Regions from separate parts of the Homo sapiens genome. Here region 2 is linked to region 1. The links are chromatin loops, found by intact Hi-C in ENCODE. Cell type or tissue: heart right ventricle. All regions are shown on one strand.

What was found. A loop is a pair of places that touch in the nucleus more often than their neighbours do. Peaks named below come from ENCODE experiments on the same cell type or tissue, not always from the same donor. Only the 100,000 strongest peaks of a DNase experiment are listed, where the experiment ranks them.
Region 2: it touches region 1 in a loop (4-fold over the local background); 78 of 110 quality-filtered maps call a loop at or near these places.

What each region holds. Positions count from the first base shown.
Region 1 is chr6:157,310,922-157,318,921 of GRCh38, forward strand. It overlaps TMEM242 (transmembrane protein 242), which reads right to left. Exons shown (of 4, transcript NM_018452.6): 3 at 7,861-7,998. Among named protein-coding and RNA genes, the nearest start is that of TMEM242, 8.6 kb to the right of the region's middle. RefSeq lists enhancers at 1-421, 1,708-2,700, 2,701-3,692 and a silencer at 1,875-2,170. In heart right ventricle, a CTCF peak has its summit at 3,976 (motif pointing right); a DNase peak (open chromatin) is centred at 6,390; H3K27ac peaks cover 1,985 bases.
Region 2 is chr6:157,598,831-157,606,830 of GRCh38, forward strand. All of the region lies in intron 3 of ZDHHC14 (zDHHC palmitoyltransferase 14), which reads left to right. Among named protein-coding and RNA genes, the nearest start is that of MIR3692, 74 kb to the left of the region's middle. In heart right ventricle, no CTCF peak of the experiment used is centred here; no DNase peak of the experiment used is centred here.

The sequences.
Region 1 (8,000 bases):
TCACCTAGCCTCATCATAGTGCCCCAGTGTGCACTCACCTGGCCTCATCATAGTGTCCCAGTATGCGCTAACCTAGCCTCCCCAGTGTGCAGTCACCTAGCCTCATCATAGTGTCCCAGTGTGCGCTCACCTAACCCCATCATAGTGCCCCAGTGTGCTCACACCTAGCCACATCATAGTGTCCCAGTGTGCACTCACCTAGCCCCATCATAGTGTCCCAGTGTGCACTCACCTAGCCCCATCATAGTGTCCGAATGTGCGCTCACCCAGCCTGATCATACTGTCCGACTGTGCGCTCACCTAGCCTCATCATAGTGTCCCAGTGTGCGCTCACCTAGCCTCATCATAGTGCCCCCGTGTGCACACACCGAGCCTCATTATAGTGTCCCAGTGTGTGTTCACCTAGCCTCATCATAGTGTCCCAGTGTGCGCTCACCTAGCCTCATCATAGTGTTCCAGTGTGCGCTCACCTAGCCTCATCATAGTGTTCCAGTGTGCACGCATACGGCCTCATCATAGTGTCCCAGTGTGCAATCACCTGGCCTCATCATAGTGCCCCAGTGAGCACTCACCTAGCCTCAGCATAGTGCCCCAGTGTGCACTCAACCGGCCTCATCATAGTGTCCCAGTGTGCGCTCACCTAGCCTCAACATAGTGCCCTAGTGTCCCCTCACCTAGCCTCATCATAGTGTCCCAGTGTGCGCTCACCTGGCCTCATCATAGTGTCCCAGTGTGCACTCACCCGGCCTCATCATAGTGTCCCAGTGTGCACTGAGCTAGCGTCATCATAGTGCCCCAGTGTACACTCATCTAGCCTTATCATAGTTTCCCAGTGTGCACTCACCTAGCCTCATCATAGTGCCCCCGTGTGCACACACCGAGCCTCATTATAGTGTCCCAGTGTGTGTTCACCTAGCCTCATCATAGTGTCCCAGTGTGCGCTCACCTAGCCTCATCATAGTGTTCCAGTGTGCGCTCACCTAGCCTCATCATAGTGTTCCAGTGTGCACGCATACGGCCTCATCATAGTGTCCCAGTGTGCAATCACCTGGCCTCATCATAGTGCCCCAGTGAGCACTCACCTAGCCTCAGCATAGTGCCCCAGTGTGCACTCAACCGGCCTCATCATAGTGTCCCAGTGTGCGCTCACCTAGCCTCAACATAGTGCCCTAGTGTCCCCTCACCTAGCCTCATCATAGTGTCCCAGTGTGCGCTCACCTGGCCTCATCATAGTGTCCCAGTGTGCACTCACCCGGCCTCATCATAGTGTCCCAGTGTGCACTGAGCTAGCGTCATCATAGTGCCCCAGTGTACACTCATCTAGCCTTATCATAGTTTCCCAGTGTGCACTCACCTAGCCTCAACATAGTGCCCCAGTGTGCGTTGATCTGACCTCATTATAGTGCCCCAGTGTGCAATCACCTAGCCTCATCATGTCCCAGTGTGCACTCACCTGCCCTCATCATAGTACCGCAGTATCCACTCACCTAGCCTCATCATAGTGTCACAGTGTGCACTCACCGAGCCTCATAGTGCCCCAGCGTGCACTCACCTAGCCTCATCATAGTGTCCCAGTGTGCACTCACCGAGCCTCATCATACCGCCCCAGTGTGCACTCAGCTAGCCTCATCATAGTGCCCCAGTGTACGCTCACCCGGCCTCATCATAGTGCCGCAGTGTGCACTCACCTAGCCTCACCATAGTGTCGCAGTGTGCACTCACCCGGCCTCATCATAGTGCCCCAGGGTGCACTCACCTAGCCTCATCATAGTGTCCCAGTGTGCGCTCACCTGGCCTCATCTTACTGTCCCAGTGTGCGCTCACCTGGCCTCATCTTACTGTCACAGTGTGCGCTCACCTAGCTTCATCATAATGCCCCAGTGTGAACTCAACTAGCCTCATCATAGTGCCACAGTGTGCACTCACCTGGCCTCATCATAGTGTCCCAGTGTGCACTCACCTAGCCTCATCATAGTGTCCCACTGTGCGCTCACCCGGCATCATCATAGTGCCCCAGTGTGCGCTCACCCGGCCTCATCATAGTGCCTCAGTGTGCGCTCACCTAGCCTCATCATAGTGTCCCAGTGTCCGCTCACCTAGCCTCATCATAGTGTCCCAGTGTGCACTCACCTGGCCTCATCATAGGGTCCCAGTATGCACTCACCTGGCCTCATCAAAGTGTCCCAGTGTGTGCTCACCCGGCCTCATCATAGTGTCCCAGTGTGCGCTCACCTGGCCTCATCATAGTGTCCCACTGTGCGCTCACCCGGCCTCATCATAGTGCCTCAGTGTGCCCTCACCTGGCCTCATCATAGTGTCGCAGAGTGTGCTCACCTGGCCTCATCATAGTGTCCCAGTGTGCGCTCATCCGGCATCATCATAGTGTCCCAGTGTGCGCTCACCTGGCCTCATCATAGTGCCCCAGTGTGCGCTCACCTGGCCTCATCATAGTGCCTCAGTGTACGCTCACCGGGCCTTATTACAGTGTCCAGTGTGCGCTCACCTGGCCTCATCATAGTGCCCCAGTCTGCGCTCACCTGGCCTCATCATAGTGCCCCAGTGTGCACTCACCTAGACTCATCATAGTACCCCAGTGTGCAGTCATCTGGCGTCATCATAGTGCCCCAGTGTTCGCTCACCTAGCCTCATCATAGTGTCCCAGTGTGCGCTCACCTAACCCCATCATAGTGCCCCAGTGTGCTCTCACCTAGCCACATCACAGTGTCCCAGTGTGCATTCACCTAGCCCCATCATAGTGTCCCAATGTGCGCTCACCTGGCCTCATCATAGTGTCCCCGTGTGTGCTCACCCGGCCTCATCACAGTGACCCACTGTGCGCTCACCTGGCCTAATCATAGTGTCCCAGTGTGCGCTCACGTGGCCTCATCAGAGCGCCCCAGTGTGCGCTCACCTAGCCTCATCACAGTGCCCCAGTGTGCACTCCCCTAGCCTCATCACAGTGCCCCAGTGTGCGCTCACCTGGCCTCATCACAGTGTCCCAGTGTGCGCTCACCTGGCCTCATCACAGTGTCCCAGTGTCCGCTCACCTGGCCTCATCATAGTGCCCCAGTGTGCGCTCACCTAGCCTCATAGTGTCTCAGTGTGCACTCACCCGGCCTCGTCATAGTGCCGCAGTGTGCGCTCACCCGGCCTCATCATAGAGCCCCAGTGTGCGCTCACCCGGCCTCATCATTGTGTCCCAGTGTGCGCTCACCCGGCCTCATCATAGTGTCCCTGTGTGCGCTCACCCGGCCTCATCATAGTGTCCCAGTGTGCGCTCACCTGGCCTCATCATAGTGCCCCAGTGTGCACTCACCTGGCCTCATCATAGTGTCCCAGTGTGCGCTCACCTGGCCTCATCATAGTGTCGCAGTGTGCACTCACCTGGCCTCATCATAGTGTCCCAGTGTGCACTCACCTGGCCTCATCATAGTGTCCCAGCATGCATTCCCATGATCATGTACACAGCTGATTTAGGAGACTACAAACCCAAAGTAAATGTTCATCTTTTTTTCCAGAATTAAGTTATTGTGATAAAATTGGTGCTATCTTAATTATAATCAAATAATAAAATACCATAGTTGAAAGTAATCGATGAACACAAACTGAACAGTCAAGCCGTGCTTGTTGGCCAGGGTGGGCCGGGGAGCAGGGTAGATACTGAACTGGCACTGATTTCTCCCCATTGTCAATGCTGGGCAAACTTACCTGCCTTGGTCTAACAAGACATCTTCTGCTACCTCTCCTTCTTTAGATCCTCTGGTTAAATGATATAACAGTGTGTAAAATACACATGTGTTTATATTTAATGTTATTATATGCATTCTATGTGAAATGAAATTCCAGAATAATTATGAATAAACAAACAGTAAAACCAAAATACTTTAAAGAAACCGAAGTTTCACTTTAAGCATTTTAAACATGTTCCCTTTTAGGCCAGCAGATGTAGCTGCGAATTAAAATAGGAACCGCAAGCACTTTCATCAAGCTGCTCTAGGTTAACCATTAGATGGCACCCTTTTGTATTGGAACTGGGTTTCTATCAGAGATTCAATTCAATTCGAGCTAGCTACTTACAATTATTTAACGCTGGAGTTGATTTTATCTAGAATGATCATCTCAGTTATTTATTGAGTGCATAGACTTGGACCATTTCTGTTTAACATTTTCTGACTGAGACTGTTTTCTTAGTCATACAAAGATGAGACAGTACACAGTGACAGAAGTTCTTACTGGACTCAGGGTAACCTCATAATTATCAAAACTCTCTAAACGTTGAGCTGAATATACCACATTGCTGTCTGCAAGCCTCAGAGCAGGGTCATACCATAAGAATTTGCTTAGAAAGTCAACAGGTAAGGTTTACCCCTTTACAGGGTAGCGCTGTCTTAGCACAGTGCTTGGCTCAGGAGAGACCCACAAATGACTTTAGAATGAACAAACCAGCAAATTAGTAAACACTACCGCCTTTAAAAGATATGACCTTGAAAAGGTATCAGTGAGTTCATTTTTCTGTGGGCCTTCTCAAACATGGAGATCAAACTGATATGCCTAATGATCTATATGCAGAGAGAGTGCATATGCAGTCTCTCTTTTTACTTAGACATAAAGATGTCAGGAACTCTCTTTCTTTGTGGTCCCAGCACCTAACCCAATCCCAGGTACCCAGCAGAGGCTGAGTAGATATTTCCTACTTATCACTGGATGACATAAAGATGCAATATAAAAGGATTCCACATATTCTTATATTCAGTAGTGCCAACCAGAAAATATTTTTTCTCCCCAAAATATCTTATTTAGGCAGCAATCCTTGTATCAATGCCAAAAAACAAAGAAGTTCACATTCTACCCATCTTCAGTGCTGGGCAAACGTATCTGCTTTGTTTGGTAACAAGATAGCTCCCAATACCTCTCCTTCTTTGGAACCTCTGATTAAATGATATACCACTGTGTGAAATAGAAATGTATGTTTGTATTTAATGTATGTGTTCTATGTGAAATGAAATTCCATAATAATTATGAATAAAAAATTGGATTATTCTAGCACAGTTGGATTATTCTAGCCCATAAACACTGAATTATCAAGTGTATAATTTAGATAACCTAATTTTGTTGGTTTATGAAAACTGGGATTGACTCTTCTAAGTGAGACTATTTGTATTTTCAAATACCTTAAAATTTTACTAAGTTTGTGACCCACATTACTAAACACTGGAAACATCACATATCAGTTCCACACAGTTCATGTAAAGTGCTAGCAGACTGTCATTTTTATAGAAACTAGAAGCTTAATAACTTTATTACTAAGTACTACTTAATAATCTGAAGATTCAGACCTGGGTTTAAATCTTGACACTGCCAATCACATGTTATGTCATCTTGGGCAAGTGATTTAACCTCTTTGAGCCCCAATTTCCTCATTTATAAAATGGGGGATATTAATATCTGCTAGATAGTTATTATGAAGATTAAATAATCTGCTATGTCTAAAATGTCTGTAGAATGCCTAAAATGGAAGAAGAGATTTTATATTGGTCGAAAGCAAAATTGAGGTTAACAGCAAAAATCATGAAAAATCTTCAGTCACAGGTTTTCTGTCTTTTCAAGCAATCTCTAATTTAGCATTACAAACAATGATTAGCCAGCAAAGTTAACTCAAAAATCAAGGTGAGGGCCAGGTGCAGTGGCTCACACCTTTAATCCCAGCACTTCGGGAGGCTGAGGCAGAAGATCGCTTGAGTCCAGGAGTTCGCAACCAGCCTGGGCAACATAATGAGACCTCATCTCTACAAAAAATAAAAAAAATGAGCCAGGCATAGTGACATGCATCTGTGGTCCCAGCTACACAGGAGGCTGAGGTGGGAAGGTTGCTCGAGCCCAGGAGGCTGCAGTGAGCTGAGGTCACACCACTGCACTCCATCCTGGGTGACAGAGGAAGACCTTGTCTCCAAAGAGTCGAAAATAAAAATAAATTTTAAAAACAAAGGTTAGACTAGGAGAAAAGCACCATCATCTGTCTATCAGTGTATTCTGAGTGGAAAGCACAGTAATGTTTATGTTTGTTTACGATTAAACTAAATATGAAAAGCTCAATAATGTCTATGAGGTTGTTCCTGCAACCCTGCCAACTTGCCCCAGTTTCTTCCTCCCTGCTGAATCATTCCCATCAGCATATACATGCTGTTAATTCTCCCAATGTAAAATATAACAAGTAAAAACTTATCTCTTGATCCCATTCTTTTTTCCAGCTATGACCCCATTTCCTTCCTTCACTTTGTGGCAAAACTCAAGACTCACCTAGATATACTGCCTCTGATTCTCCTCTATTCTCTTTTGAATCACTCAGGCTTCACTCCACCATTTCACCAATGGCTGTCACACTGCCAAACCGGGTGAATCATCAGTCCTCATCTTACGTAACTTATCACCAGCATACAACACAGTCAGTCACTTCTCCTTGAAGTGTTTTCTTCACCGGGTGTCCAAGTCACCAGGCCAAGGAGATTTCCCTCTTCAGTAGGGTACTTTCCCCTCATTCCCCAACCTCTTAACATTAGGAGTCCCCAAGAGTTCCTTCCTCAGACCTCTTCTCTTTTCTTTCAACCTTCACTGCCTTGGTGAGTTAATCTAGTCTCACAGCTTTAAATGCTAGCCATATACTGATGAGTCTCAAATTCAAATCTTCACCTTGTACTTCTCCCCTAACTCTCAACTTCTATATCTAACTGCTTACTTGCTCTCCATCTCACTATCAAACGGATGTGTCAACCTCACAAGTCAGATTGAGCTCCTGACATTATCTCCCAATACCTCCTTTTCTCACACTGCTCCCCACCCATCCTTCAGTTGCTCAGGCCAAAAGTCTTGATGACATCCAACTTCACTCTTTCTCACACCCCACATCCAATCAACAACAAATCTTTGCTGACTTGACCTTCAAAATATATCGACATCTGTTTTCATCAACTTTACCGCTGCCACCTATCTCAAACTACTGCCAATTCTCACCAGTCACGAAGGGTCCGGTCCACAGAACTTCCAACCAGTTGTTTAAAAAAAGAAGGCAGTCATTCTTAATGTAATGCTCTGTAGCTTGAAGTATAAATTTTACATATATACACAAACACAGACACAGACACACAAGATTTTAGGATTTTTTCCAAAAATGTGTAAATAACACATTAGTAATTTAAATAATTAATTTTAAAATGCTTTAACTTTTACAAAGATTATATATATATGTCAAACAGCAATAGAAAGTTGTTCCAAATTAATAATTTTATTGAACAAATCGCTAATGTCAATTTGTTTATTTATTCTACTTTGTTTTTGAGACAGGGTCTTACCCCGCTGCCAAGGCTGAAGCGCAATGATCTTGGCACACTGCAGCCTCAGCCTGTGAGGCTCAGGTGATCCTCCTCCCTCAGCCTTCTGAGTAGCTAGGACTATAGGCGCATGCCACCACACCCAGCTAATTTTTTTATAGAGACAGGGTTTCTTTACATTGCCCAGGCTGGTTTTGGACTTCAGAGCTCAAGTGATTTGCCTGCCGCAGGCTCCCAAGGTGCTGGGATTACAGGCATAACCCACTGCACTCGCCCTAATGTCAATTTATATAGAACATTAGCTATAAATTAGTCATTACTTAATTATATTTGAAGTTTTACCACCTTCAAAAATTGTATTTATTAGTAATAAGAAGTTGTCTAGTTATTTGTAAGAATTTAGTCACGTACTCTGTCATCATCTCCCTAGACAGTGACCAAACTACATGCAAATAAATTTGAAAACCAGAAAAATTTAGAACACAGTAAGCAGAATAAACATGTAGATACCAGGGACAAGACAGTAGTTACTTACACTGTGAACTCCTAAAGCTTTCCAGACTGCGAAGCTAATCACACCAACCCCACACCATGCATACAGGGAGCCCCAGCCCAGAGCTCGCAAGGCAAGGGAAGACCCGCTTTCCGGTAATGCAGCCGTGGCCATACTTCCCT
Region 2 (8,000 bases), 290 kb after region 1:
ACATTTACAAAAATTAATCATATTAAGCCCAAAACACTTTCCAGCGTTCTAAAGGCAGATATCACACTGAAAATGTCATCTGATGAAACAATAAAACTAGAAATGAATCACAAAGATAGAAATGTACAAACATACCTAATTGTAATGCTTTTAAAAAAAACTTTAAAAAACTTTTATAAATCTTTGTAAAGAAGCTTTTTAAAGAGGCTTTTCATAAATCTTGGGTGACAGAAACTTCAAAACTGCAGTTGTAAAATATTTAGAAAATGGCAGTAAGAACAATGCAAAAGAAAACCATGCCATTCAGAATTCTACATTTTAAACATGAGAAATAGTTAATCTAAGCAGAAGAGGAATGAACCAGAAGACTGTCGGGTTGCCGGTAGAATCAACAAGGAGGCTGGAGAATGAGGCTCAGAAACCAGGAACAGTGGAGGAGGCTGGGCAGCCCCGCACGGCCAGTTGCATCTGCAGCAGGATGTTGCAGGAGGCAAGTACCACAGGTAGGACGTTTGCGGCACCACCACTGAGTTCCCTCTGCTGCAGCTCTCGACGAAACTCTGACTGTCTTCAAAGACCACAACTCCGGATTCAGACACCTGGGTGGGAGCCCTTGGCCTGTTTTGTTTCCACGCCCAAGCAGACAGCCAGGCGAAGGTGGCGACTGCCCCACACTCAGCATCTATAATGAGGATGGGAGGATGGGGCCCTGCCTCCCACCTATTTTGGGGTTCTCCCCAAACAGGAAGTTTACTTTAATGGTGGATGGCCAATGAAATAAAATACTTTAAAAAGTCTAGTACAAAAAATAAACTGAACTTAGAAGCAAATAAATGAACAAAGCATCCATCTCCAGAAGGCAGAAAAAGAGCAGCAAATAAACTTAAGGGAAACCATAAGAAAACAATGACTTAGAAAACAGCAACCAATAGGTTGCCAAATCTAATTCTTTGGAGAACAACCAACCAAGGCATTAACGTCTGGTAAGACAAAGAAATTAACAAAGTGCAAGTAACAGATTCAAATGAAACAAATATAGGTGAGATGGTTTTCTATAATTATTGAGAAATATATTATTTTGCCGTTGTGTTAACTCTATGCCAATTGATTTGAAAAATCTCAGTGAAACATGATTGTATAGGAAAATGGGCCAAGGAGTGAGTAGAAAACTGGAATTGATTACTAGCCATGAAAAACTGAAAAGTTTTATGAAGAACCATGTGAGAAAGGTGCTGGGCCCAGACAGCTTACTTCCTATGTTCTGAGTAGTGTCTGAGAGCTTCGGAAAGGTTGAATGGTTTTTCAGTTCATTTCACCAAAATAGTATAACCCTAACACCAAAACCTTACAAAAATAACATGCAGAATAAAACCCCCACCCTTATTTATAAACATTACAACAAGCCAACGTGAAGACATAGCAAACTTAATCTACCAGTATAATAAAGAATTAGTCATGACATGGAAGGATGTATTCCAGGAATGTGATTTTTTAATGTTAATAAAACTATTAGTATATCAATAGGTCAAAAGATAAAAGGTATATGTGATCATGATAATAGATAATAAAAAGGGATTTGATAAAATGCGACATTTGTTTTGTATTTTTTGTGACAGTCTTGCTCTGTCACCCAGGCTGGAGTGCAGCTCACTGCAACCTCCGCCTCCCAGATTCAAGTGATTCTCCTGCCTCAGCCTCCCGAGTAGCTGGGATTACAGGTGTGCACCACCACGCCTGGCTAATTTTTGTGTTTTTAGTAAAGATGGGGTTTCATTATGTTGGCCAGGCTGGTCTTGAACTACTGACCTCAAGTGATTGGCCCACCTTGACATCCCAAAGTGTTGGGATTACAGGCGTGAGCCACCGCACCTGGCCAAGACATTCATTTGTAGCTATAGAACTCAGTGTATCCAGATTGGAAGGTGTGGTAGGCAGAATTCTGGCCCCCATGACTGCCCCTTCCCCTCACACCCCCCGGGTTGCTCCAATGGTTATGTCACGTTGCTTGGCAAAAGGGACTTTGTAGATGTCATAAAAGGTGACTAATCAGCTGACTTGAGAGAGTTTATCCTGGATTATCCAAGGGGCCCAGTGTAATTCCAAGAGCCCTCAAGAGCAGAGCTGGAGAGATGCCGCGCAGGAGGCCTGGGTGCCGTTTCGGAGCAGGATGGAAGGCGGTGAATCCCGCCTCCAGCATGGAGCTCGGGAGAGGCCCTGACTGCAGATGGAGAGGCTGCCCTGGCCGCAGCGCACGGGGCTCCTGACCCACAAAAATCGCGAGATAATGAGTTCATGTTGTTTGAAAGTCCGTCATTTCTGGTAATTTGCTATATAAAACTATTGCTATACGATTAAAAACTAATACAGAAGAATATTTCTTTAACATTATGTTAAAAAGGAAAAAAGCTAACATTTTCTTTATAGCAAAACACTGCCATGATTTACATTAAAATTAGGAACAAATTAGGATGTCTAGTATCATTACTAATATTTTACAATATCTTTTCTAATTAATGTGGTAATGTAGGAAAATAAACACAAATATATAACTATCAAAAAAGAAGAAACAAAATCACCATATTTTGTAGCTGACAAGAGCAATAATAACAGTACCAACAAACATTAGAACTAGTTTTTTTATGTTTAGTAGGTTTATCAGTTACCTAATAAATACATTAAAATAGCATACTATGTATCAGTTAGGAATTGTAATAAAAATCAAGACATGTACTCTCCACAAATTTATTTAAATTTAATGAATTATGAGTCGGGGGGCAAGATAAAATAGCTGTGAAATGTAATTAGAAGAATATACAAACAACAAACAATAACATTTCAAACCTAGAACGATGCAAGGAAACATGCACTATTTGATATTATGAGGTCCTGTGAAGTCCAAAGATGAGTTACAGAAAGTGACTTCAGGGCCCATGCACATGCTTTCTGTGTGTATGTGCATGTGTGTAAGTGATTTCTTCATTGCCCATTTTTGTATTTTCCACATCTCCAAAGTGACCATTAAAATGCACCATTCTTGGTAGGCAGCGTCTTCATTCTGGCTGGGGAAGGCAGAGATAAAGAATGCATTCAGGGCTGGGCGCGGTGGCTCACGCCTGTAATCCCAGCACTTTGGGAGGCCGAGGCGGGCAGATCACAAGGTCAAGAGATCAAGACCATCCTGGCCAATATGGTGAAACCGCGTCTCTACTAAAAATACAAAAATTGGCTGGGCATGGTAGCACACCCCTGTAATCCCAGCTACTAGGGAGGCTTAGGCAGGAGAATTGCTTGAACCCGGGAGGCTCGAGGTTGCAGTGAGCCAAGATTGTGCCACTGCACTCCAGCCTGGGGACAGAGCGAGATTCTGTCTCAAAAAAAAAAAAAAATGCATTCAGGCTGGTCATGGTGGCTTACGCCTGTAATCCCAGCACTTTGGGAGGTCAAGGTGGGCCAGTCACTTGAGGTCAGGTGTTCGAAACCAGCCTGGCCAACATGGTGAAACCCCGTCTCTACTAAAAATCCAAAAATTAGCACCTGTAATCCCAGCTACTAGGAAGGCTGAGGCAGGAGAATCGCTTGAACCTGGGAGGCAGAGGTTGCAGTGAGCCGAGATGGCACCACTGCACTCCAGCCTGGGCAACAGAGCAAGACTCCGTTTCAAAAAAAAAAAAAAAAAAACGCATTCAGTGCCACCGGGAGCTGTGTGCAGGTTCTGGGAGAGCGCAGATTCCCCAGTTTGTCCCTATGCTGAGTTGCCAAGGCTAAATAGGAGTTACAGTGTATAGACTACCTGGGGTACTGAACGGTAGGACAGAAGCTCAGGGATGTTCAGGGCAGGCAGGGCATCCAGCCTGGCGGGGTGTGTGAAAGTGTCAGGAAGGCCGGGCTCCTGAGCATGCAGGGAGCTGCTTACTCTTCACCCGCCATGAGGATGCTTCCTCTGAGCTTTCTGGAGTGCTACGTACCCAGGCTGGGTTCTGCTGCTGCTGAGGGCACCAGCCCCTTCGTGCTAGCCTGTCAGTTTTGTCTTAGTGTCTGGAGTTTAGTCGTTTCTTTGTGGTTTAAGCAACAGGTCCTGTAACTAAACTTAAAAATCAATCAAACAATCTAATCCATGCTTTCGGGTCCAAGCCACCAGTCATGTCTGCACCCTTTGCTAGTCACTGAGCTCTCTGGAAAGTACCTGCACACCCCAGACCGTGGGGCCATCGTCCCCCTGGGTGTCTGAAGTGGATGTTGCCGTGGCTTACTGCAGGCTGGGACGTCCACAGTGCTTCATGGCAGTGCCAGGGCCCAGGGCTGGACATGGAGAGTCAGGTGAGGAATCCAGCCATCTCTGTGGAACGCTTTGTGAAGCAAGTGTTTACAATGAATCCAGAAGCACTTATGGAGTGGCTGCTATGTGCACGTAGAGGGCAAAGAAATTTCACACAGGTTCGTTCCCTGCCCTTAACGAGTTTTCCACGTAGTTATGAAAAGATAACTAACATCATAAAGAAGTACTTGACAAGGTCGTAGCACTCAGGATGGTCATTTTAGACCAATTCCCGTAAAGGGGAGAAATGAGAGAAAAGGCTGAAGAAATTAGCTGGCAGCCACACTGAGAGGCCCTTGGATGCCCATCTAGGAAAGAGGGACTTGACTCAGCTGCTGGAGCACGATGCTTGAACAGGAGATTGAGAGGGCTGGAATTCAGCCCTAGGAGGACTGATCTGGCATCCGAGTATAAAGTGAGCTGATGACAGGTAGTAGGCAGCTGTTGTCTGATGATGCCGTATTACAAGCACCCTCAAAAACCTCTGTGGCCCTTAACAAGCAGCATTTCTTTTTCTCGTGTGTCTGTGGGACATCTGGGGCAGCTCTGCGGATTAGGCAAGGCTCGGCCCCGGGCGTTGGTTCAGGTTCAGGTCTCCTCAAATGTTTTTCCAGGACCCAGGCTGAAGGGAGGGCAGCTACCTGTGGTACTTACTGGCCGCCATGGCCTAGAGCTGAGACATGCAGTATCCCTTACAACCTCTGCCTGTGGCGAAGACTCCATTGTCCAAGGAAGGCACACAACATGTCAGTGGGACAGGGAAGGGCACGCCACCTCAAGAGGGAGAGAAGTGAATACATTTGGCTCTCTGTATTCATGGGTTCCACATCCATGGATTCAACCAACCTCGAATCAAATATACTAAGAGAAAAAATTATGTCTGTACTGAATGGGTACAGGGGAGGCTGAGGCATGCAGATGGCTTGAGCCCAGGAGTTCAAGACCAGCCTGGGCAACATGGCAAAACTCCATCTCTACAAAAAATACAAAAATTAGCTAGGCGTGGTGGCGGGTGCCTGTAAGCCCAACTACCCAGGAGGCTGAGGCAGGTGGATCACCTGAACCAGGGAGATTGAGGCTACAGTGAACCTTGATCACGCCTCTGCGCTCCAGCCTGGGTGATGGAGTGAAAGCCTGTCTTAAAAAAAAAAAAAAAAAAAAGTAATCTAGAGTTGACCTGAAGGATACTGGAGGCTATGCATAGGCTATATGCAAACACTACTCCATTTCTTAGCAGGGATTTGAGCATCTGTGGGTTTCGATATCTGAGGGAGGTCCTGGAAGCAATCCCCCTTGGATACGGAGGGATGACTGTGTTTACTAGAACAATACAGCCTCTCACATGAGGGGAGACTTGAAGACCCAAGACCAGTTATTTTCTAAGAAGCAGTTGTGTATTTGTTACTCTTTTTTTTTTTTTGAGACGGATTCTTGCTCTGTTGCCCAGGCTGGAGTGCAGTGGCACGATCTCGGCTGCAACCTCCGCCTCCCGGGTTCAAGCAATTCTCCTGCCTCAGCCTCCAAAGTAGCTGGGACTACAGGCACGTGTCACCACACCCGGCTAATTTTTGTAATTTTAGTAGAGACGGTGTTTCACCATATTGGTCAGGCTGGTCTCGAACTCCTGACCTCAGGTGATCCACCTGCCTCGGCCTCCCAAAATGCTGGGATTACAGGTGTGAGCCACCATGCCCAGCCCTACACAGTGCCTTGCTAGGTGCGCAGTAATCTGTTGTTGACATGAGTTGCCCAGAATTGAAATTGGCTTCCAGCAATGGATATTGGAGTTAGGGAAGCAGAAGATGAAACATACCTTACCAGCCCTGAAGTTTCTTCTTCCAAGATATTTGTGGCTGTGTCAGCTGATCCAGCTGCTCTCTGTTGAGTGTTGGCAATAAACGTTTCACCAAATTCCACCCACTATTTGTAGGAGTTGGGCAGAACTGAGCTGTTAAAGCCTAGAAACTTTGATAGTGAATAATAACCCATGTGCCTTAGTTTTGAAAGCTTAATATGTGTTTGCACATTTTTTAAAAAAGAGCTATGAAATAATTTGGTTTGCTGGAACAGGTTAAGTTTTATTTTGTTTTAAAAAAGGTTGAAAAGTATTTTAAATAAAAGACTAATTGAAATGGAAAGATTATATTTTGGGAGAAGCAAGAAGAAAGTGTATTTTAAAATCCAGTAATGTGCCTTTGGAAATGTAATGATTATCTTTTTTTAATTAAATAAGTGAAATGAATACTTAGAAACTATTTGTACTAAGAGAGCTCTTCCATTTTCATAATACCATCCTTTATTTATGTATGGATTCTTACATTTGGAGGAAGTCTTCCCTGTGTTACCAAGCAATGGGCTGGAAAGTGTCACCCCCATTTGCTGTGGAACTCAGGTTCAGAGAGGGCAGAGACTTGACTCCGATCAGACAGCAAGGTAAGAACTGGAAGGCAGCCTCCCAGGCCCTGTGTGAAGGTTCATAACGGTTCATGGACTTAGAGCAGACAGACACTCAGTGGGCCTGAAAGCGGGCAAGCAGCAGGTGACAAGTCAGATTTTAACATGTGAGGAAGGCCATGACTTCTACCCCAGCCCAGCAGGAACGCTGTAGTATGTCCAACAATTGGTGTCAACCGTGAATGAGACTCTGCGTGGGCACAGCGGGTGGGGGGTAGGGGGCACGCAGGAGAGGAGAGGAGGATGAATCACATGTGGTCACCAGCCTATAAAGGCTTTTGAAGACTCCAGGAGGAGTAGAGAAGGTAACCATCTGTTATAACCCAGCTGAGCCCAGGCAAAGTCATAAATAAGCTCAACTTGCTAGTTCTTCCCCCAGGATTATCATGAAGTTAGCAAGATATATATGCTGAGTACTTTACGTGTTTAAAACTTCTGTCATATGTGTATATGAAGATCGCATTACTCTCCTGAAATTATACTACCTGCACATTTTAGTTTTCAGGATAACACAGGTCTCTATGCCTCAGACCGGGCATTTTCCCCTTCACGGTTCCCATGAGCCCCTTAAGATCTGAGGAGAGTCTGGAAGCGGTGGCTCATGCCTGTAATCCAAGCACTTTGGGAGGCCGAGGTGGGTGGATCAGCTGAGGTCAGGAGTTTGAGACTAGCCATGGCCAACATGGTAAAACCCTGTGTCTACTAAAAATACAAAAATTAGCTGGGCATGGTGGTGGCTGCCTGTAATCCCAGCTACTCTGGAGGCTGAGGCAGGAGAATTGCTTGAACCTGGGAGGTGGAGGTTACAGTGAGCAGAGATCGCGCCACTGCATTCCAACCTGGGGGACAAGAGCAAAACTCCATCTCAAAAAAAAGAAAAAAGAAAAATCTGAGGAGAGAGTTTAATGAGGTGAGCTGCATGCTTGGATTAGAAGATGCCAGAAGTATGATGGAATGCAGCAACTTGGATGGAAACGTCCAGTGGTCCGCCCCATGGCCTCGAGAGAATGAGTTCACCAAGAAGCCGGGTGGGTGATCAGTTGCTGTGAGGGCAGTCAGAGCAGGCTCATGGCCCTGGTGCAGAAGTGCAGCTTGGGACCCCGTCACCTCCCAGGGCATAGTCTCACCCGCGGTCAAGAACTTTGCTTCTAGGGTTTGTTTAGAGCAGGGATTCCTGACCTGGGTGACATGAATGGAATTCAGGGGTCCACGAACTTGGAGAGGAAAACAG